Regions from separate parts of the Homo sapiens genome. Here region 2 is linked to region 1. The links are chromatin loops, found by intact Hi-C in ENCODE. Cell type or tissue: dorsolateral prefrontal cortex. All regions are shown on one strand. Links, peaks and the distances in the headings refer to the core of each region. The heading gives the core; the rest is flanking DNA. Region 1 overlaps LOC105369896 (a long non-coding RNA gene). Region 2 overlaps LINC01619 (long intergenic non-protein coding RNA 1619).

Evidence for each region. A loop is a pair of places that touch in the nucleus more often than their neighbours do. Peaks named below come from ENCODE experiments on the same cell type or tissue, not always from the same donor. Only the 100,000 strongest peaks of a DNase experiment are listed, where the experiment ranks them.
Region 2: a loop joins it to region 1, with 3 times the contacts of the local background. A loop is called at or near these places in 2 of 110 quality-filtered maps.

Annotation. Positions count from the first base shown.
Region 1 is chr12:91,573,940-91,585,262 of GRCh38, reverse strand. The region is part of intron 1 of LOC105369896 (a long non-coding RNA gene); the gene reads left to right. Among named protein-coding and RNA genes, the nearest start is that of LINC02823, 250 kb to the right of the region's middle. In dorsolateral prefrontal cortex, for the core only: CTCF peaks have their summits at 6,950 and 7,151; a DNase peak (open chromatin) is centred at 6,382; H3K4me3 peaks cover 1,387 bases; H3K27ac peaks cover 989 bases.
Region 2 is chr12:92,017,997-92,029,319 of GRCh38, reverse strand. The region is part of intron 1 of LINC01619 (long intergenic non-protein coding RNA 1619); the gene reads left to right. Among named protein-coding and RNA genes, the nearest start is that of LINC01619, 120 kb to the left of the region's middle. RefSeq lists an enhancer at 7,223-7,756. In dorsolateral prefrontal cortex, for the core only: no CTCF peak of the experiment used is centred there; no DNase peak of the experiment used is centred there.

The DNA.
Region 1 (11,323 bases), core at 6,089-8,588:
GAAGATGGTGGAACTAAGGAGAAAATTCAGAAGTATCAAACATAGTAGATCTTGCTTCCCCCTGAAGAGTAAATGCTTAGGATTTAATTTATCATCTTGCTGGTAGGTTTCTATCAGTTGAGATTAAGTCCATTGGTTATAGATAATGGATCGATTAGACTGACATCCTAATGACACTAGAAACAAGCAGAATGTCCCCTTCCACGCTTTCCTTCACTCAAATAATGTGAAAGAGATTTGCTATTTCTTTAATATATCATTGAGTACTGAATTTCTAATTTTACATAAGAGAAAAGCTATTCTAGGAGCTGGGGACTGTACTGTCTGAAAAAAACTAACTGACTTGAGGCCAGTGCTGTAATAATCTTGGAAGTTTGGACGCCATTACTGTGAGGTAAAAATATTAAACTCACAATAAGATACTGCTACACACCTACAAGTGGATAAAATTAAAAAGACAATTAATAACCAAAACTCTCAGTATTACCATAGGAGTATAAAATTATACATCTATTTGATAGTTTATTGTAAAATTAAATATGTTTCTACCATATTACTCAGGAATTCTACTCCTAAGTATTCATCCAAGAAAAATGAAAATTTACTCACTAGAATCCTTGTACAACACTGCCATATATATATGTATGCAAGTGTGGGTGTGTGTATATATATATATATATATATATATATATATATATATATAGGCTCTATACCAACAGAAAGTATTTAGATCAAAAGTACATTATGTACATATCATAAACTCCAAGAAGCTGGAATCAGCTCAGACATCCATCAACAGGAGAATTAATTTAAAAAAACCATTACACTGTGGTATATTTATGCAGTAGAATATCACTCTGTAATAAAAAGGAATGAACTATCAATACATATAACAACATAAATGAATTTCAAAAAATATGCTGAGTGAAAGAAGACACCTCAGAGTACACACTTTATGATTCTGTGTATACATATTTCTGGATCAGGCAAAATTGATCTTTGGTAAGAGAAATCAGAACAATGGCCCCTTCTTGATGGACAGGAATTTCTTGGCAAGTGGCTCAAGGGAATTTTCTGGAGTGACAGAAACATTCTACTACTTAATGCAAGTGTGGGTGTATATATTTGTCAAAACTGCTTGAATTGTACACTTAACATCTGCACATGACACTATTTGTAAATCACTCCTCAGTGGAAACATAAATAATAAATAATCTCTACATTAAAAAATGAGGCATAAAATTCTGATATATGAAAGAACCATATCCATGCCACCCTAGGCTTGAACTTCTAAAGGAGCCTGAAATCTACCCAGGCATCGAGAACATCTCCAACCACAACCATGAATAGTAGGTCATACAGAGATGAATTTTTGACTCTTTTCTGTGAACTTTTAATTCATGTGGAATTTGATTTTGATTTTAATTCTATTGAAATTGAAATTTTATTGAATCTTCAGCCTCTCTCTGGTAATTTTATAATGTCAGGGAGCTTATATTCACATTTTGATTATCTATTGGGGTTAAATTTTTTACTAGATAATCTTTATTTTTTTTTTATCATATGGGTATCCTAACGTGGTTCTTTAATTTTACTGGAGAATCCCCAACATGCTAGGTTGCACAACATGGCTGAACATAATTTGGGATGGACAAAGGAATACAGAGCAAAATTTTTGCTGTTGGTACAGAGGCTACAGATCAAATTGACACTACCTGCTGGGGTCCCAGGAGGATACTCAAAATGGAGAGACTTGACATGGTCCCCAACTGTGGTAAGTGGGCAGGGAATTGCGAGGGCCATTTAGCTGACTCATTTGCTCCCCATATAAAGCTGAGTCCTCCTTCTTAACTGTAGCAATATAAAAGTTATTTTATTCTCTATCTGCAGACTTGTCTTACATCTCAATTAAGAATTTGGGTAAGATGGAGAGGTAGCTGTGTCTTTAGAGCTGATATTTAAAATCAATAACATTTCAATTATCCACAGAGAGCATGCACAAATAAATACAAAGAGGACTGAGAAAGAATTCTTAAGGTATATTATTTATAAAGGATCTGAAAGAATAAGAAGAGTCAGTGAATTAAATAGAGAATGAGTGACTGAGAGGTAGGAGAAGCTACAGAAAGAGAGAGACAGCCAATGAGAAGCTTTAAGAAGATCCAGTCAGTCAGATTCAGTGATACACAGCTCTAAGAGAAGGACAAATCAGAAAGGCAATTTTGCATTCCAATATCCATTCAATTGCAAAATACATGACAGTCTCCAAAAAGCCTTGCAATACACTGTCATTGTTCATTGCTGGCGTGTAATCATTATTGAAATGAACATGAGTTCCTGAAGGGACGAGATTGTGTACTGTTCATTTTGCGTGCCTAGCCCCCATTGGCAATGAGCAATGTATTTGTGCAATAAATGGTCTTATATTCCCTCTCCTCAATCTTGAGTAGATATTTTTATTGTGTTTGTTTTACAGGTAAAGAAGTAAAATACTTGGCCAGAATCACCAATTTCAGTTAGTGACTGAGCCAGACTCCTGATAATTGATACCGCGCTGTTTAATAGCAGTAAAACATTCAAATCTCACCTCTCTCACTTCCTTTACATCTTTGTTCAAATGTTAATTTCTCAATCAGGCGAACCCTGAAGATTTCATTTAAAATAACACTTCCTTCTCCAACCATTCACCCTATTCTACGGCTCTTCACCACAATTCTTTCTTTTCTTTTCTTTTCTTTTTTTTTTTATTATACTTTAAGTTCTGGGATACATGTGTAGAATGTGCAGTTTTGTTACATATGTTATACAATTTCGAATATGTTATACAATTTCGAATATGTTATACAATTAACTTATTTGTTGTATTTCTAACTTACCATTGATCCAGGATGGAAGCTAGAGTAGAAATATTTTTGTCAGCTTTCTTTCTTTTCTTTTTTCTTTTTTCTTTTTTTTTTTTTTTTGAGACAGAGTCTAGCTCTGTCACCCAGGCTGGAGTGCAGTGGCCAGTCTCGGCTCACTGCAACCTCCACCTCCCGAGTTCAAGCGATTCTCCTGCCTCAGCCTCAGCCTCCTGAGTAACTGGGATTACAGGCACTCACCACCACCCCCAGTTAATTTTTGTATTTTTAGTAGAGACGGGGTTTCGCCATGTTGGCCAGACGGGTCTTGAACTCTTGACCTCAGGTGATCTGTCTGCCTCGGCCTCCCAAAGTGCCTGTATTATAGGAGTGAGCCACTGCGCTCGGCCGTTTTTGTCAGCTTTCTTCACAGATATAGTCCAGATGTTTTCAAGAGTGACTGGCATTAACTAGATATTTAAAAATTATATTTGTTGAATTAATTAAAAGGTACAGCTTTTTGGAAGCATAAGAAAATGAAACAACACTTTTATAGTCACAGAATTTAATTGGGTTTTAGAAAATATTAAACTCTAGCTTTTTCACTTTTCATCATTATAAAATTCCTGAAGCTAATCAATGAGCAAAACATTAGTAGTACTGCTACTTCATGTAAGTTATGTAGCACCCTGAGCTCTTTGGCAAAAAATGACTCTAAAACATAATATATGTTAACATATGTAAAGTGGATAGTGACTGATTTTCAAAACATTATTCATACATGTGTGACTTTAATTAGGAAGCTATAATAGATACACTATGAATTTTCATGAAGAAAAAAAACAGCATCTGGACTTGAGATTCTACACAAAGAAAAAGCTGGGTTTCTTCCTTCTTGTCCAGAGTATATAAAACCTATATTTCCTTCAGTCAGAATTTTCTCAAAAATAGCAAACTAAAACTCTAGTAAAATCAATCAGCTTTCACCACCAGTTTTAAAAATGGTAATTCAAAGCTTGTAAAAAAAGGACCGTGATTCCACATTTTTAATTTTCTCACAGAACTATAACTTGAAAATATGTTCTATACATTACTATTTTGTATATGTAGTTTTTAAAGATATTAACTTGTTACAAGTATATTTCTCTGAAGATGTTCATCTTTTTTGCTGTTTCTTTTAAATTATTTTCAACTGTAAACCTACTGAGATTTGAGTTTTTTAGCACTGTCAAAAAATACTTACTTCAAGAAACATTATTCTCCTAAATGTATAGAAGATATTTCAAGAGATCATAATTTCATATTAGATATTCATAAAGAATTTTCTTTCATAAAATAAACAGATTTTTGCCATTTTATAAATGCACATAAAAGCAGTAACTGTTCTTAATTTACCAACATTTCTTTTTGCCTCCTAGAACACTTACATCTGATATAATAAGATAATTACTAAGTGTCTTATAAGTGTTTCTTTAATGTATCATCTCTCCCAAAACTTTGAAATCTCCTGGAAGACAATAAACTGCTGAAATAATTCTTTCCCCTCTTCTGTTATTAAACATAAAATAAGCATTCAAACATATTTGTTTGATTCAACAATTGAAAATTAATTTGAATACTACCCATTCAATGCAAATAACTATACATATACAAAAATTATGGGTCATTATCATCCTTTAAGTCAAGTAAATAAGTAATTGTTCTAAGAAATTAAAAAGCTATATTTTTCCTTTATTGTTAAATGTTAAATAATTCAATATTGCTTCCTTGCAAAATTACTCAATGAATATATATTGCTTTGATCATTCAAAGTTATGTATATATACACATACATATACACACATACATGGATATTCAACTATTTGCTGTGCACTGTGTTGGATCCATTGTACGTGTTTTCTTTCTTTCCTCCCAACATCTCTTAAAAACATAATTGTCTTCACATTACAGATGAGGGAGCTGAAGATTAGAGAAGCACAATTAATTGTCTAAGGTTTTACTGTCAGTAACAATCAAAGCTGAGATTTAAATGCAAGTATTTAGAATGCAAATTTAATTATATTTCCAAAATATTACAGCTAATTCTTCACATGCATATTCTATCTTCAAACAAATGGGTATTACTGGTATATATTAAGTACATATATAACATACTGAAGCACATTCTAAGAGATAGAGTAGCCTGTAAACATAGATCAGCAACTGTAAATGGATACACAGTAAGGCATATACAGGTACAGGACTGGCTTTCTTGACTTGACATTAAGTATATGCACCAAGTAAAAGAGAGCTGCATTTCAGCCCTTTTCAGTGTGGCTCTTATTTGGGTTAGAAAAATGGTGATTATTTTTTATGACAGGAAGGATCAGATCATCTTAATTCATCATCTCCTTTGCATTCACTCTGAATCATTTTTCTGTCTTGGCCTACAAATTAGTAATGTTTTTTATTGCTTAACAATGCAAAGAATTATCTCATCATCTAAGTTCAACTCTATAATATTTAAGTTAATCAATATTTGCCATTTGTTAGGCATATGATAGATATTCAGATATTTACTAAGTTTAGACTGTATGACGGATTTTCTCTGAAACTAAGACCACTAGGTCAGTTAAAGTATTCCATCCAAACCCCACTGTGAATTATATTGCTGATTTTAAATGAGCTTCTATCCAGGCTGTTCAAGCACATGTTTCTTTCAGATCTTTGGCATCTCTGATTTTATTCTACCTTCAGGAATTAGGAAAATCAAGCTGAGTCCTTTAGTTTTATGTTTCCTCTGTATAAGTAGCGTCTACAATAAATACCAAAGCTTAAAGATTAATAAATCCCTCCACGTACAACAGGATTTATGACAGAAAACTGCAGTATTTTTACTAATTATTACAAATGACAATTGAAAATACTCACTTCTGGCTTTGCTCTTTTTATGACTGTAAAAGCCACTAGCATAAGGATGCCTCTTTTTGGTTAGGCTCATAATCTTTGATTTATCTTCTTCAATTCTGAGAAAATAAGCACTGAGGGGGGTCTGGTTTATATTACTGGGACAAGACAATGGCTCTAATCTGCAATCTTCTATTTTGTTTCTGCTGTTCAAAGACCAATTTCAATTTTAACTTGCCTGTTGTCCCTTTTCTGTTGGTAGAAAGCTGTTTTGATTACAGGAGGGGTGGAGGTGGTGGGGGTGAGGTGATGTCAGTGGTGATGGTGGTGGTGTTGTGTGTGTGCCTGTGTGTGTGTGTGTGTGTGTGTGTGTGTGTGTGCGTAAAAAGGAGCTAGGCTAGTAGAGGAATGGGAGGCAGCATACATAAGCTGTATTTGTGAATCTGCTTATAAACCTAACAGATTTTTCAGCTGAAATTTGGCCAATGTTAATTGTACACACTGAATTCATGCTGGGAAAATCTCTTTGGAAAAAAAAAAAAAAAAAGACAGAGAGCACAGCCGGCCTGTTATGTAAGATGTTTATTTTCATCCAATCCAACCCACCATAGGCAGTACAGAAAATAGGCCAGTGCTTCTGACCGGTGACATCACCTCATCATCAGGAGAAAGCGGGAATGGCTGATCACCATATTGTTAGTAAAGAGGATAATTTCCTTTCACAATTGTTTTTCTTTTGGAAACCTTTATTTCTGGAGATAGTGATCTCATCTCTGTGGGATGTTTATTTCTTCAGATTCTGTAATAACAGTGAAGCTACCTGGATTTCAGTTCTTGTACAATGCACATAAACACTTATTTTGGTGCTTTTTCTCTGGGTCTCCAAACGTTAAAAGATTGGATGATTTTAGCAGAACATTGACCATCCTAAGAAAATTGTGACGGGAAGAGGAATAATTATTCTGATATTTAACCTTATGAAGTATTTTATGTAGCCTTTGGTAATTTGCTTTGCAGAATGCCTCCTTTTCTTAGGCTGTGTCACATTATATTTGGGTAGATGGGCATTGTGTTTATTTTATGAATACTAAGAATGAAATGCACAGTTTTTAGAAAGTGTTTTAAGCAGGTCATTATCTACGCTATAATATAGACGTTTTTGCAATTTATAAGTAGTAAAGTGGGTGAAATTTTGTGGGTGTGTGCATGTAGCTTTTTTTTCTAATTCAAAATTAATAGAAAACTAAAAATAGGGTCTTTATTATAGAAGCTAATTCAGCTACTTAGAAAATATACCACAATAAAATTAACCAGTCTGTGGTTTGTTTATGACAGATTTGGTTAAATGACTTCTTTCTGTTACGGGACAATTTTCAGGATTATTCAAATTCACCCACTTTTTAAAATAAATAATTTGCCTATTCTTGTTTCATTCTCCCTCTAGAGGATATCAGTGCGTATTACAATTCAAACATTAAATATGCCAGTAGGTCTAATTTAAATACAGCACGATCCTGAGAACTGTTCCTTGACTTCATTTGTATTCAACTTAACTCAGTTCTAGAAGCCATTATCTTAAGTAGCTCTAAGTTTGCAGCACTTTTTTCCTTTAAACCTAGGTGTCAGTATCTTAAGGAGGTCATTTTTGTTTTGTTTTGCTTTGTTTTGTTTTTGTTTTTTTAAACAACAAAATCAATATCTTAACCCTCGTGAAGAGCAGTACTGAAATGGTTAGAGTTTCAGTTTCTAATATAATGAGCGGTGTGTGTTTGTGACTCTAAAAGTCTAATTATTGTGTTCTGGGATATCCACATTACATCTGCTAGGCAGTCTTTGAGGACACTGGAGGCCATTTAATGTTGTATAAATTAAGTATCACAATAAAAAGTGGTCCAGTAACCTGCAGATATGACAGTCAAATATTAGAATTGGTACAAAAATATTTATGGACATTCACCTGAAGATGAGCATAGGAAAGGGCTCCTTATCTTGCTTTCAAGAGACATGAATGATTTGATTTGCGAAAGCTGCCTAATCATTCAGAGCCTATTTTCTCTATCAGTAAATAGGAATAATTATATCACCTTTTAGTAGTATGAAGACCAAGTAAAATCTAGAAAATGCTTAATATGTGACTGACTTGGAGTAAATTATTTTCTCTTCTATTGTAATAAAAATTCTCTGGTTGGAGCTAAGAAGTGAAAATATAAAAATTAGCAAAACCTTTCGGGAGATTCCCCTCATTTCTTGATTTATTTTCTTATATGTTCTGTACTTCCAATTTCAGAGTCATGGCATGATTTTATCTTCAAAATGTTGTTACAGGACTCTTGCAGAAATGCCAGTCGTAGGTGGACAGTCTGGAAAAAGAAATCCATGATTCTGTTTCTTAGTGTGAGACTGTGGGGCTTTATTTCTTTTTGGTGGGACATAGAAAGGGAGAAATAGGTAGTCATTTATGTTTTGATTTAGAAGTTCAGCATATAAAGTTTCAAAAAGAAAGATGCTATAGAATATAATAATATATTTCTATTTGTATTTTAAAAGCCTAAAAATTATTTATGAAACTATTTGCAGGAAGTTGGGATTAGGCAGAAGTTTGGAAAACTTTTTCTTTCTCTGTACGGTTTACATAAAAATATTTTCATGAAGAATATACATGATAAAATTTCTTAAGGTGAAAGGTAAATCTTCCATTTCTGAACTCCAGTACCTTAATTTCCCTCTCAAAGACACCCACAGTTTATAGTTCATCATTTTTGTAAGATTTTGCTAGGCAATATATACATACATATATATATATATATAAAAATATAAAATGTTTGTTTTCAGTAGGTGTGTTCTATAGTCTTTGTGAACACTGAATTAGTCACTACTGTACCATTGCTCCTATGGGAAATACAGAGTTAGGTTTCTGAAAGCCTTTGGTCACAACAGTGTCATCATCTGATCTATACGTAACTTTGTTTTGTGTGTTTTTGTGTATGAAGGCATCTTATTTATGATTCATTAACATTAAACTCACAGCCACTATAGCTCATACCCAAACAAAGTTTATCACATATATTTTCACCATAAGGCACATTACAGTCTTCTTGTGCTTAGGAACAGTAGACAGCACTTCAACACTATGCTTGGGGGAAATTTTAAACAGTAAAATCACCAGCAAAAAAGCACAAAAATGAGAAACATTTGGCACTAAATAGACCATGAAAAGGACACTTGTTTATAGTATGGAAGCTGAAATAAGAGGGCAGAGCATTGCCTTCTTTAACCTAGAAAGTTCTGCAAGTATTGATTTTGGAGTTATTAATACAAATATATCTTAGCAAGTAGAAGAACCCATGAATAATGAGGATCAACTGTATATATATGTATGTATTTATATGTATGTGTGTATGTATATGTATATTCTTTTAATCATACACTAGCAATATATTACACGCACTGTTCTGACAGTTGCTTTACAGTATTACTCAGCAGACTCTGAAGTCAGACTGTGGGATCAAAACCTGTCATTACCCTTTGCTAGCTGTGTTACCTTGGGCAGGTTACCTAACTTTTCTGTGCTTCTCTTTACTCTTCTATAATATGGGACTTATAAGGGTATTTACTTAATGGAGTTGTCGTGAGGATCAAATTATTTGATACACAAAAAGCATTTAGAATATATCTGACACATCATAGACATTATGTATTTGCTGCATCATCATTTAAGATATTTGGATAATATTCCTTATTGACCTATATAGCAGGTTCTCACTCTTTTTGAAAACAACATTGTGTTACATCATATGGATACATCATAATTTTTAAACCTGGTGCCCACAGAGGGCATTTATATAGCTTTGTATCTTTTGCTTCAATGAGAATCATCTAACACATTTTCATGTACACGTGGAAATCAACCTGTAGGCAAAGGGGTTGTGCAGTTTTAATTGTATATATATTACCACATTTCCCACAGATTTATTATAATAATCATGTATAATTTAAAAAGCTATTTACTTTCAATAAAAAGAGAGAAAAGAATGACTCTTAGCTTTTATCTTTTGCTCAAATGCAGATTTTTTAATGCAATAAATTGAATAAATAATCACATTTACCATGTAAATGATTACAGTGACATTTAATGCCACCCATTTTTTAGGTCTATTAAACACCAAAAAGTTTGCAAATATTTTGCAGACTTTACATAAATTATATTGCCAGTCTAGAATATTCTATCAGTCCAGTAAGAATATACCATCTCAGTTAAGTAGGAGTACACCTATCATTTCCTCTACTTGATACTTCTCTTTATGTTAGTAACTCCCCAATAATTTCACTTATTACATTGTGTAAAAAATGAAATCGAAAGCAGAATAGCTGATATACCCTCTGCTTTAAAGGCACTAGTATTAGCTGTAGAAGCTTGAGAAAAACACAAATCTTGCTCAAAAAGGATTATTTTTAATACAAAGAGCACTAATAACTTCCACAAATTAACTATGACATTAAGTAGTCTTCCGGCTTCTTCAATATTTCCACCTTGCTGGCGTTTGCTCGCCTTCCAAATCACTGAAGGAGAGGCATGATTGAGCTTTTGCTTCCTTTCACAACTTTTTCAGAGCAGATTATGTTTCACTTCTTTTATTTCCTTAATTGTTTCTTTCGGAACATTCATTAATCTCTTTACAGGCAATCACAAAGGTATCAGGAATTCTGATTATGGGCTGTGGTGACAATAACCACAAAGGACTGAGCTGAGGTACATTTTCAACAAGGGGAGGATGTCTTTGGAAGCTCTCTATGGGATTGAAAAAAGGTTCTAGAAAATAGCGTGAGTCACTCTTATTAAGGGAGTCAGGGAGGAGAACAGCTGTGCAAAATTAGTACCAGTATCTTCCTACCTTTCATTTTAAACTTTTCAAAAGATTTTTTCTGGTCAGTTCCTCCTGAGAAGGGCAACCTAATCAGACATAATCTTTGCTTTTAGAGGTTACCATGGTGACTGGCCAGGACACACTGTCTTCTCTGGACATCATAAACACACATTTTCTATGGTGCTGAATAAGCCTGTATACCATCAGAGTCTTTCTTTGATTGATAAAACAAATAGGGAACATTGAAATGGTTCACAGCAATCAGAAATGATATTTTCCCATATTGATTTTTTTTTCTTTCTTTTTGCCCTTTCTCTATCTGTGCCATGTCTCTTTGAAGTATACATCAAGGCACAATACTTATTGTAGGAAGCAAAATCAAGTGAATCTTTTTTTTTTTTCATGTGGACCAAGATAGTCAAAGATTTTCCTTACCACTTATGTTCTGCCAAGTGAAAGACAATTTCACTTACCCAGGTTGACAGACAACAGAGACTCATACACAATCAGAAGATAGTACTGTGACTAGGTGAGTGTGAGAGCAATCACTAATTTGTGAGAAGTGGGGCAGAGAGAACAGTGCATACTAATTTTTTAGCTTCTTGAACAGACTTTATTTTTTAGAGAAGTTTTAGTTTCATAGCAAAATTAAGTAGAAAGTACAGAGTTCCCTTGTACCCCTTTCCGCTACAGCCTCCCGAACCATCAGCATCCCCCACCAGAGTATTATTA
Region 2 (11,323 bases), core at 3,162-5,661, 450 kb before region 1:
ATTAACCATCATTTATGGTTGAGCAGAACCAGTACTAATCAGGCATGGTGCCACATAGTGGGGAACAAATGAACATCTATTTTGCCCTCTAGATAGTCACAGATCCATGGATACATAAGAAAAGATGGAAGAAAGAAAAGGGCCGGCTCTCACTGGGGAGGAGAAGAAGGTGTGCTAGAGAAGGTGATGCCTGAACAAGGTGTTTAAGAATAAAACAGAGATTCCCCTGGGAAATGAGCACAGTCTTCTTAGACAGAGGCAATAGCTTGGACAAAGGCACAAAGTGGCCTGGTGGGCCTGAAGAAGTCTGTGTAATTTGCTATGACAGTGTGAGAGGGAAAAGTGGTGGGATGTGATCTGCTGATTTGGCAGCATCCAAATCATGCAGGGTCTTGAATGTTTCTGCTTCTGTTCTAAGGTAAAGAACTTGGCACAATCCAAAGACCTGAGCTCATAAACACACAGCAGAGGAGAACAGAGGCTACTCAGTTAAAGACACAGAGGAGTATCAACTAATTCTTGCGTTCATTTTGCACACACCTTGAGATTGGGTTTGTAGGAGTCTACCTCTCAGAGAAACTGGGTATTATAATAATACAGCAACTCATAACTTTTAGAGAACTGCTATATATTTTTCCTTGACTGCAGAATATGTTTTGAAAAAATGAATACCATTTCTAGCTTTAACTTTAAGATGCCTTAATTTGAGAGACCATTAGTCATGAAGGTGTTTCCATAGCAAATGTGTGTGGGATGTCCTAGCTTTGTTGGCAATGGTTCAAGGGAACTTATATCATTAAATTGGGATGAGGCCTGGCATGATGGTTAGAAAATTCATGGCACTGTTCCCATAGCACACGAGGCCTCCATTTAAGGGCAAGATAAAGGAAAGGCAAAGACCAAGAGGAGAAATGCTGGAATGAAAACAAGTAAAAAACGGAAGATAAAAATGGAAATCACAGTTCAGTGTGAATAATAGGAATGCAAATGGTACTACTAAAATAGGAAGGAACATTACTTTTCAAAAAGGCAAAGCAAAGGAAAATTGTAGTAGCAAAAGCATTTTGCATGGTAAAATTGTACACTGTGTATGCCTGTAAGAAGCAAAGCCACCTACTCTAATTTTTCCCAGCTCGATGCTGTGAATTTGGTGAGTCATTTTATGAAGGTTTACTATAAAGCCCCAATCTGCATATTTTTAAAAATAATACTCTTGGATTAAATCTTCTTTTTCCCAGCAGCTGCCTACTAATGGTCCCATTTTATAGACAAAATTTTTCACCTGGGCTAGTAAGTAACACACTTTTAAAAAAAAAAATCAGTAAGTTTATGGAATAACCCCTAGGGCTTACTGCTAAGTAAGAAAAAGTCATGGTGAAAAAAAATGTGTCCACCATGCTACTATTTAACTAGGAATCTGAATACAAATTTGCTTATGCTAAAAGCAATTGCAGGAAACGATTATTTATGGAGGAGGGTGGAAACCAGGTGGTGGGGGACAGGATTCACAGCTAGATATGTCTGAATCTATTTTGTTTTTGTTTTGAATTCAAAAGCATATAAATGTTTAACACGACTATAAAAAATAATCATGAAACAAAGCAATCTCTGAAATTTGAAAGCGAAATGACATGAATGAACCTAAGTCTCAAATTAGTGGCATACTCACAGAGAGGAATGATTTCAAATGATACAGTATGTAGATATCTCCTAAGAAAAAGAATTGTGAAACAATTTTACATTGTTTTTTAAAATTATTATTGATGATAGTGTTGTTACTGTTTACATCTGCCTGCCTGCCTTCCTGCTTTCCTTCTTTCCTTCCTTTCTTCCCTCCCTCCCTCTCTTTCTCTTTTCTCTCTCTCTCTTTCTCTCTCTCTGTCTCTCTCTCTCGTTCTTCTTGAGACTGTTGTGTGCATTATGGGATAAAGCAAGTGAAATTATGTTGGTATCAGGAACTAGGATTTTTGGTATGGAAGAAAGGTAATTTAGATTTAAGAGAAAAAACGTTTAAGTAAAAACCTTGTAGTCTTGGCCAGCTGTGGTGGCTCACACCTATAATCCCAACACTTTGGGAGGCCAAGGTGGGAGGATTGCTTGAGCCCAGGAGTTTGGGACTAGCCTAGGCAACACAGCAAGACCCCATTTCTACAAAAGAGATTTTTTTTTTAAATGGCTGGGCATGGTAGTGCATGCCTGTAGTTCCAGCTACTCAGAAGGCCAAGGCAGAAAGATCGCTTGAGCCCAGGATTTCAAGGTTGCAGTGAGCTGTAATTGGGCCACTGCACTCTAGCCTAGGTGATGGCCAGAACTTGTCTCAGAAAACAAAAACAGAGCCAAAAAGAAACCTTCTAGTCTTTAAATTATATTGTAATTATTAATTGAAATTGTGATGTATTTTAATGTAAAAATATAAATTCCCTGGCTCTATTGACTGAAAAGACTTAGCAATAATGACAAGGTAGGTAAAATGAGTATCTCTGGGTTCATTTACTAGGTTCAAAATCTAGTGCTCAGACTGTGAGCACTAAAAGGAACCTGGGATCTTTGGGCGAGAACTGATCACAGATCTGGGGCAGGAATTGTGTAACATGAACCTGGAATAATTTATCATACTGAAGGGCAAGAGAGCTAGCAGTGACTTTTGGGGCTATGTCTAAAACACTTTGGAGCCAGCTAGGGAAGCCTTTTTCTAGGCAAAGATGAGATGATGTGAGCCTCAATAAAATAATAATAACTACAAGAATTAAAACAATCAACTATGTTTTAACCTATAGTGTTTCCAAAACATACACACACACATGCACATGTGATTGAATAGTTAGTAATATTATATATTATTGTTAATCACCTCTAATTATGATAATGAATTGTGCTTAGATTTAAGGAAAAGTTCTTATTTCTGATTATATATGTATATATCAAATATATTCATCTTCATATATATTCATTCCTATATATATATTCATTTCATCTTCATGTATAAATTCATGTATATCTTCATATATACATATACATATGAAGATATACATAAGATGAAATGATGTGATGGCTTGGTTTTGCTTCAAAATAATCCAGTGGTGTGGGGGGGAATGGAATTAGATGGGGGTGTAAATAAAACAAGTTTGACTGTGAGTTGACAATTATTGAAGCAGAGTACATGGAGTTTATTATATTCTTTTTTCTTTTTTGAATTTTGAAATTTCAAAATATATTTGAAATTTTTCATATAAAAAGTTTAAATAAATAAATTGCTTTGCTCATCTCTCCCTGTAATCTGATGAGCCTGCTTTCCAGTGTATTTTCATGCCTCCATGGGAACTACTCAGTAAATGTTTGCAAGTCATCACGCTGCTGTTGTTGAAGATATTTCTCTAGCATTATTGAAGATTCTCATGGGGGATGAAAATTGAACAGATAGAGAAATGAATTCTAGGCGTAATTCAAGTCACTTAGTGGGTAACTCCTTTTGGACAGTTATGAGCTTTCAGACTTGAACATTTGATGTTTGGAGTTCTAAAAGAGACTCCCGTCTCAAAGCGAAAGACAGTAGTCTTCTTATCTAGGAGTAATACTTCTATGAACCACAAAGAAACAAAGTTTCTGAACTCAACTGGTCATGAAAATTGGCATGATGTGGTCTCATGACTGATTACATCCTCAATTGCAGGAAGACTCAATTGCTAATTATTTTACCATAAAGCAGTTGAGCTCATGACTATCTTTGGTCAGTAAGTATTTGTAATTCTTTACTAGCAAACTCCATGCTTCAGTGTATGGCATTAAGTCACTCTGAGATATTTGCTGTCATGCTGAAGGTTTTAATGTGTATAATCTTTCATTTATGTGGTACCTTTTCTTGTATTATTGATATTTTTCCTCTCAATTTATTTTTTCTGAAACAATAATTCAGATCTCTGATCTCCTGTGTATAATCCTATAATTGTGTTTTTTCCCCCCATTTGTTGTATTTTCCATCTCTGTTATTTCGATCTAATTTCTGGGCAATTTCTACAACTTTATGTTTCTAATTCTACCTACTTAAAAAATTCTGGTCAATCAGAAAGAATCCTTTCATATATTTCTCATGGTCTCTTTAAAAAATAGCATCTTATTCTTGTTTGATTTGTTTTGTGGATATAATATCTTTTTATATTTCTCTGAGGTTATAATATTTATTTATTTATTTATTTATATTTAGGGAGTACAAGTTTCTCACATGCATATATTGTATGTGAAGTGGTGAAGTCTGGGCTTTCAGTGTACCCGTCACCCAAAGAGTGAACATTGTACCCAATATGTAGTTTTGCAACCCTCACCCCCTCCTACCCTCCCACTTTTTGAAGTCTCCAATGTCTATTATTTCCCTCTGTATGTTCACATGTACCCATTGTTTAGCTCCCACTTATAAGTGAGAACATGCAGTATTTAACTTTCTGAGTTATTCACTGAGGATAATGGCCTTCAGTTCCATCCACGTTGCTGCAAAAGACATAATTTTATTCTTTTTTATGGCTGAGTAGTATTCCATGCCATATATATATATATATATATATAAAACATATATAAATACATACTTTATATACTTATATAAAAATGTATTTTTTATATTTATATAAAATGTGTGTATATATATAACTTCATTCAGTCTCCATTGGTGGACACTTAGGTTGATTCCATATTTTTGCTGTTGTGAATAGTGCTATGATAAACATATGAGTGTAGGTATGTTTTTTATATAATGATGTTTTCCCTTTGGGTAGATACCAAATAGTGAAATTGCTGGATTGAATGAAAGTACTAATTTTACTTATTTGAGAAATTGCTATAATGTTTTTCATGAAGGTTGTACTCATTTACATTCCCACCAATAGTATGTAAGCATTCCCTGAAAGTGTAACTTTTTAAGAGTTTTATTCTGCCCTTTGAATTATCTCTTTTCCCTCCGAGTTATATTATTTATTTATTTATTTATTTATTTATGTCTTTGCTTTTCATCTTGGTGGCGTACTTTAATACCTGGTAATCTTTGGTTGACTCTTCACAATAAGAATGATACTGTAAATAGCTGATCAAATGCTCTGTGTATGAGGCTGAGTCTTATTGACTGCTGAGTTTTCTAGTAACTAACTCATTAATTGGGGGCCCCCAAGGCTGATATGGCATAGGTATCATTCATTCAGAGAGGTACCAGGACTCTCAGAACGCACTGGTCATAAACAAATCATTCAAGAAGACTGTGTGTACAGACTGAATTCAAACTCAACAGTAGTTCTGTCTCTTAGACAGGATGGTTTCCTCAGAGAGGACTTCTCTAGTCTCCTGTCTTGGGTGAAATAGGAATAATAATCCCACCGTCAAATTTGGAGGGTTCTGGGAGGCCATTTTTTTTTTTATGTGTCCATGGATCTGTTGCCTAGGCTGGAATGCAGTGGTATGAACATGGCTCACTGCAGCCTCAACCTTTTGGGCTCAAGCAATACTGCCACCTCAGCCTCCCAAGTAGCTGAGACTACAGATACACACCATCATACTTGGCCGTTTTTTTTTTTTTAATTTTAATTTTTAGTAGAGATGGGGTCTCACTATGTTGCCCAGACTCATCTCTAACTCCTGGGCTCAAGACATCTTCCCGTCTCAGCCTCCCAAAGTGTTGAGATTACAGGCCTGAGCCACCATGCCCGGCTAGCGGGAGTTCTTTCCATAGGATTTCATTTAATCTATTAGCTGTGCTTCCTGTTCCTGGAGCTCAGAGCTTCTCAGATTTAATTTCTCCAGAATCATTACTTTTCTGTCTTCTCAGCTTAGTTAGAGGTAATCACCTAGATATTGGAATAAGGGAGGACACTTGGGGGTCTGATTGTTTTTTATTTAGTCAGACTTCCTTCTTCTTCTTCTTTTTTTTTTTTTTTTTGAGACAGGATCTGGCTCTGTTGCCCAGGCTGGAGTACAGTCAGTGGTGAGATCTTGGCTCACTGCAACTTCTGCCTCCCTGGCTCAAGTGATCCTCCTACCTCAGCCCCCCAAGTAGCTGGGACCTCAAGCGCATGCCACCACGCCTGGCTAATTTTTGTATTTTTGGTAGAGACGGGGGTTCGCCATGTTGCCCACGCTGGTCTCGAACTCCTGAGTTCAAGTGATCCACCCACTTCAGCCTCCCAAAGTGCTGGGATTACAGTAGTCAAACTTCCTTCTAAGAGTTCATTCTTCAGTTCTACCCTTTACCCTCACCTTCAGAGATACTCAGAGCCTCCAATTCCTAAGTCATTCTGGGTTTCTTTTGCACAAATTGTCTTGCTTCCTGTTGGCATGCCTCTCTTCAGGCATAAAATTTAGCCTTTTCAGATTTAGCAAATCAGTTACCACTTACACAGCTGCTTTCTTTATTCTTTCATTTCTTTTTTCTTTTCTTTTCTTTTTACCACACTTCATTTGCTGTCATTTCCTTTCCCATTCTTTTAGCTTTTATTGGTTTAAAATGTCTCTTTGTATGTGTGTGCATACCTGTGTACGTGTTTAATTTCCTTTTTTTTTTTTTTTTTTTTTTGAGACAGAATCTTGCTCTGTAGCCCAGGCTGGAGTGCAGTGGCGCAATCCCAGCTCGCTGCAAGCTCCACCTTCCGGGTTCACGCCATGCTCCTGCCTCAGTCTCTCGGGTAGCTGGGACTACAGGCACCCACCACCATGCCCGGCTAATTTTTTGTATTTTTAGTAGAGACGGGGTTTCACCGTGTTAGCCAGGATGGTCTTGATCTCCTGACCTCCTGATCCGCCCGACTTGGCCTCCTAAAGTGCTGGGATTACAGGCATGAGCCACCACGCCTGGCCTGTTTAATTTACTTTTAAGTTTTTAGTAGCACTCTAAAATAAAATAAAGTAAATATGTAGACTTAATCCATTAAGTTTAACCAGAAGTTTTACTTTTAAATTCTTAAAATATGCCTCCAACTATAATTAGTTTTTGACTATAGAGTTCATCAGCATTTATGTGTACACATATAATGTACACATTTATGTGTACACATATAATGTACACATTTATGTGTACACATATAATGTACACATTTATGTGTACACATCTTACACATGTAGCTCCCGTCCTCATATCTAAAATAAAAGCTGAAATTAAAGAAAAAAGATTTAAACTTAACTATATATATATTTTTTTCTTATCATGCTTTCTTATATCCCACATTTTTCTTTATCTTGGAATCTTAGTTTTGTTGGCATACATATTTGAATAACTTGTTCACATTTTAGTAGAAATTGATTCGGATTACAGGAGTTTATCTGCAGTGATCGTGGGGACAGGACAGGGCATTCTGCTAGGAGGAGGTTTCAGCTGGTCTCAAGGGTATCACTAGCTACTTGTGACAATGAATTGTCCCATCTCTTTGGTCTCAGAGCCCATGCTCATCTGTTTAGCCTGAGGGCAATTCCTGCTCTCTTTTGCTCAGCTTAGTCAGGAGGTAGGGGGGCTGGCTGATCAGCCTAGTCCCTCTAAATGCACTGCCCCAGTTAATCACTGTGACAATTGCTCCTTGACCTCCTAAGGCTGCCTGAAGTTCCCATAAGCACTCTCATCTCTGCACTCTCTCTCTCCTATGTGTTTTTTTCTGGTCTTTTTTTTTATGAAGAATTCAATCCTATCTGCTCTATATCTTTTATAAATATCTCAACATCTTTGATGTTGACACCACCCTTTCTTGTTTTCTAGTGCGTTACGAATGTATTTATTTATTTGATCATATCAGAGTAATTGGGGTGGGAAAGAACACGTGTTCAGTCTGCCCTTCTGCTCCTATTTTGAGACACACAGACCCCCCCACATGCAAACACACACAAATATTTAAACGTAGTGTCCCTGCTAACCAACTTGTCTGCTATTGTTCATTGTTTCAAAATGAAAATTTGATTTGGTCTTCCTTCCTTCCTTTGGTCTTGCCTTAAAAGAAAATCTGCTTATCCTTCTTTTTGTTTAGTATAATCCAACCTGTAGGTAAAAGTCTGTCTTTTTAGCCAGCCACAGATAAAAAACTAACAACAAAATCCTAGCTCTGATATTCATTTACTGTGAATACTCTGCCAAGTGGCGAAGAATGCATTTCCAGTATAGACTCCCCACTGGTACTAAAGGCATCTGCAAAGACATAGTCATATGAAAGAGAGCCAAAAACCTACAATGAAGTTAGTGTTGTGCATAACGATTTTCTTTAAATGTACTTATCTTAAAAGGACTCTGTATGTTCCTTCAGGGAGATGGAGACTTTCTCTTCCCACATTTTTAATTGGCAGTCACTCCATTTTCTGGAACTGCATTATGAAACTGTTGTTCAATACTTTAATCAGTACAAAGAAAAATTAACACTTTATTAGAAAGTTATGTTTTCTATAAAGTATATGATTTTAAAAGAGGTGTTTCCGTACTCATTCAGGTAAATTGTTCTCATTTATGGGCAACAATTATTGCTTCCACCATGAATTCCATCTCTGCAGTTAAAATGTAAAGCCTAAGAATATAAGTTAACTTATGACATTTTATTTTAGGGATTTCCCACATTAGAGTTAAGGGTAGAGTTAGTATTATCACATTGTATGTAATAAATGCATATCATAAAATATGGTTTACCTGAATTGATGTAATCCTTTTAGATTGAAGGAATGATGACTCTTCTTTCACACCCTGTAAGGAAACATATTCATAGTTGCAATGTCATTGTTTATGTAAATTCAGGAAATCTGATCACTATATAGACAACAGTATTTTGTAAAAAAATAAATAAAAAGGAATATTTACATATTTAATGTTTTTAACAACTTGAAGTCTGTATATCTGACTTTTGGGTTCTCAGCTAGACCATTTTTCTCTCAATCACGATTCATGTTCTGATACAGGTGTGATTCATGTGTACTTTTGGACGTTAGTTGGGGCCTCTTTTGCTGTGCATATTACAGTCATGACAGATGTCTCTGTCCTTGGAACATATGTTGAGTCTTATCTAGATTTTGGGGTAAATAATAAAAATGAGAACTAAAAGGCACAGAGAATTCTGCTGCTGCAAGAGATTTACCAGGCAAGTTATTCCATGTTTTTCATTGTTTACATGAGAAAACTTAGGCCTAGGAAAAGAAATCCCTTAAAATTAAATGCCTTAAAATCTCACAACTGGCTAGCACTAGCCATCGACCATAGAAGTGTACATCACTGGTAGGTGGAGTAGGTTTTTCAGCATCTCTCACTCCTGTTCCTGCCTCGAGCCAGATGATTCAAGTTAAGCTGATGCCAAATTTCAAGGTATCTAAAAATATTCTCAGCTCTAGAATGTGGATAATACATATTATATATCTGCTTTACTTTTGAAGAAATTTACACTTAAAATTTATTTTTCTTCTCTTTTTTTCTTAATCAACTATAGCTGAGCTTATTCTATGTGAGTATATAAAATAAATTAAGTTGCTATGGTAAATCTTTAATAACCACAGTATGGAGAGTACCGGAATTGGATAAAAATGTTTCTTGCCAAAGAACAAATACAGTAATATAATATTTATCATGAGTCCTTGAAAGAGTTCTGGTCTGTTAAACTTGGGTATTTATGTTTAAAAGCTAAACTGTTTTCTGGGTAAAATCAAACAATCCCACAAGTAAACAGTGAAGTAACTTAAGTAATCAACTGTGCTTTGTGTAAAAGCCATTTCTAGAGGTTCAATTAATGAAGAACAGATTTTTTTTTGTTTGCCATGTAACACTTGTAGTGGAAAGCTAGATTACTATATAGTTGATATGTTGCCTAAAGCATATTATTTTATTGTGTGTGTGTGTGTGTGTGTGTGTGTGTGAAAGAGAGAGTTTATAAGCAAATCACTACCTCTTTGGTAAATTAGTACTCATAAAAAAAGTAAAGGGTCTCATTGCAGCTTGGTTTGGAGGAAAGAGCACTGAATTAGAAAACTCAAGTTCCCCTTCTAACTCTCATGTTCCTACTTGTGTGATGCTAAGAAAGCCATTTGCCTTCTCAAAATCTCAGTTTCCTCATCTGTAAAAGCAAAGAGAATGACATTCCATTTCAAAACCCCTTCCCAGCCCTGAAGTTTCATAATTCTCTTCAATGAAATAAGTATTCTTACTTTGCTGATCCTAGATATTGTTTAGCAACAATAAGTGTCAGAATGATTTGTTACCGCATTTTCTTCTTGGAAAGAAATGCATGAGAAAGTATTCTGTCTTACAGGACACAGCCTATATTTAGAAATATTTTTCTTCATCAACCTAGCAAGCTTTATCTTCTTGGGGATTATTGGCAACTTTTTGGTTATTATAACTAAAATTTCAATTAGACCTCTTTACCACAATCAGTACACTATATAATAAAGATTTTTAATTGACTTTTTCTCCAAGAGGAATATAATAGTTCATACTCACCTATATATTCCTGTAATAGGTCCCATGAAGCAGGGATTATTTCTGCTTAGTTCACAATTTAACCCTAGAGTTTAGCATAGAGCACGGCATCTAGTATGTGTTCAATGAAGAAAGACATTTGGTTGAATCTACCCCACAGAAATACAAAAGAAGAAGGTGTTTATATTAGTTCAGAGGGAAATAGAAAATCTAGATGAAATGGGTAAATTCCTGGAAACATACAACCTCCCAAGATTGAATCAGGAAAAAAATCAAGACCTTGCACAGACCAATATCAAGTTCTGAAATCGAACCAGTAATAAAATACCTACCAACCAACAAAATGCTCCATACCAGATGCAGTCAAGCCAAATTCTACCAGATGTACAAAGAAGAGTGCGTACCAATTACGCTGAAACTATTCCAAAAAATCAAGGAGGAGAGACTCCTCCCTAACTCATTCTACGAAGCTAGCATCACCCTGATACAAAAACCTGGCAAAGATACAACAAATAAAGAAAACTAGAGGCCTATATCCTGATGAACACAGACACAAAAGTCCTCTACAAAATACTAGCAAACTGAATCCAGCTGCACACCAAAAAGTTAATTGACCATGAACAAGTAGGCTTTACTGCTGGGATGCAAGGTTGGTTCAACATACACAAATCATTAAACATGATTTACCATATAAACAGAATTAAAAACCAAAATCATATGATCATCTCAATAGGTAAAGAGACAGCCTTTGATAAAATCCAATATTCTTTCATGATAAAAACTCTCAAGAAACCAGGCATCAAAGGAACATACCTCAAAATAATAAGAGCTATTTATGAAAAACCCACAGTGCATTTCATATTGGTTGGGCAAAAGCTGGAAGTGTTCCCCTTCAGAAATGGAACAAGATAAGGATGCCCA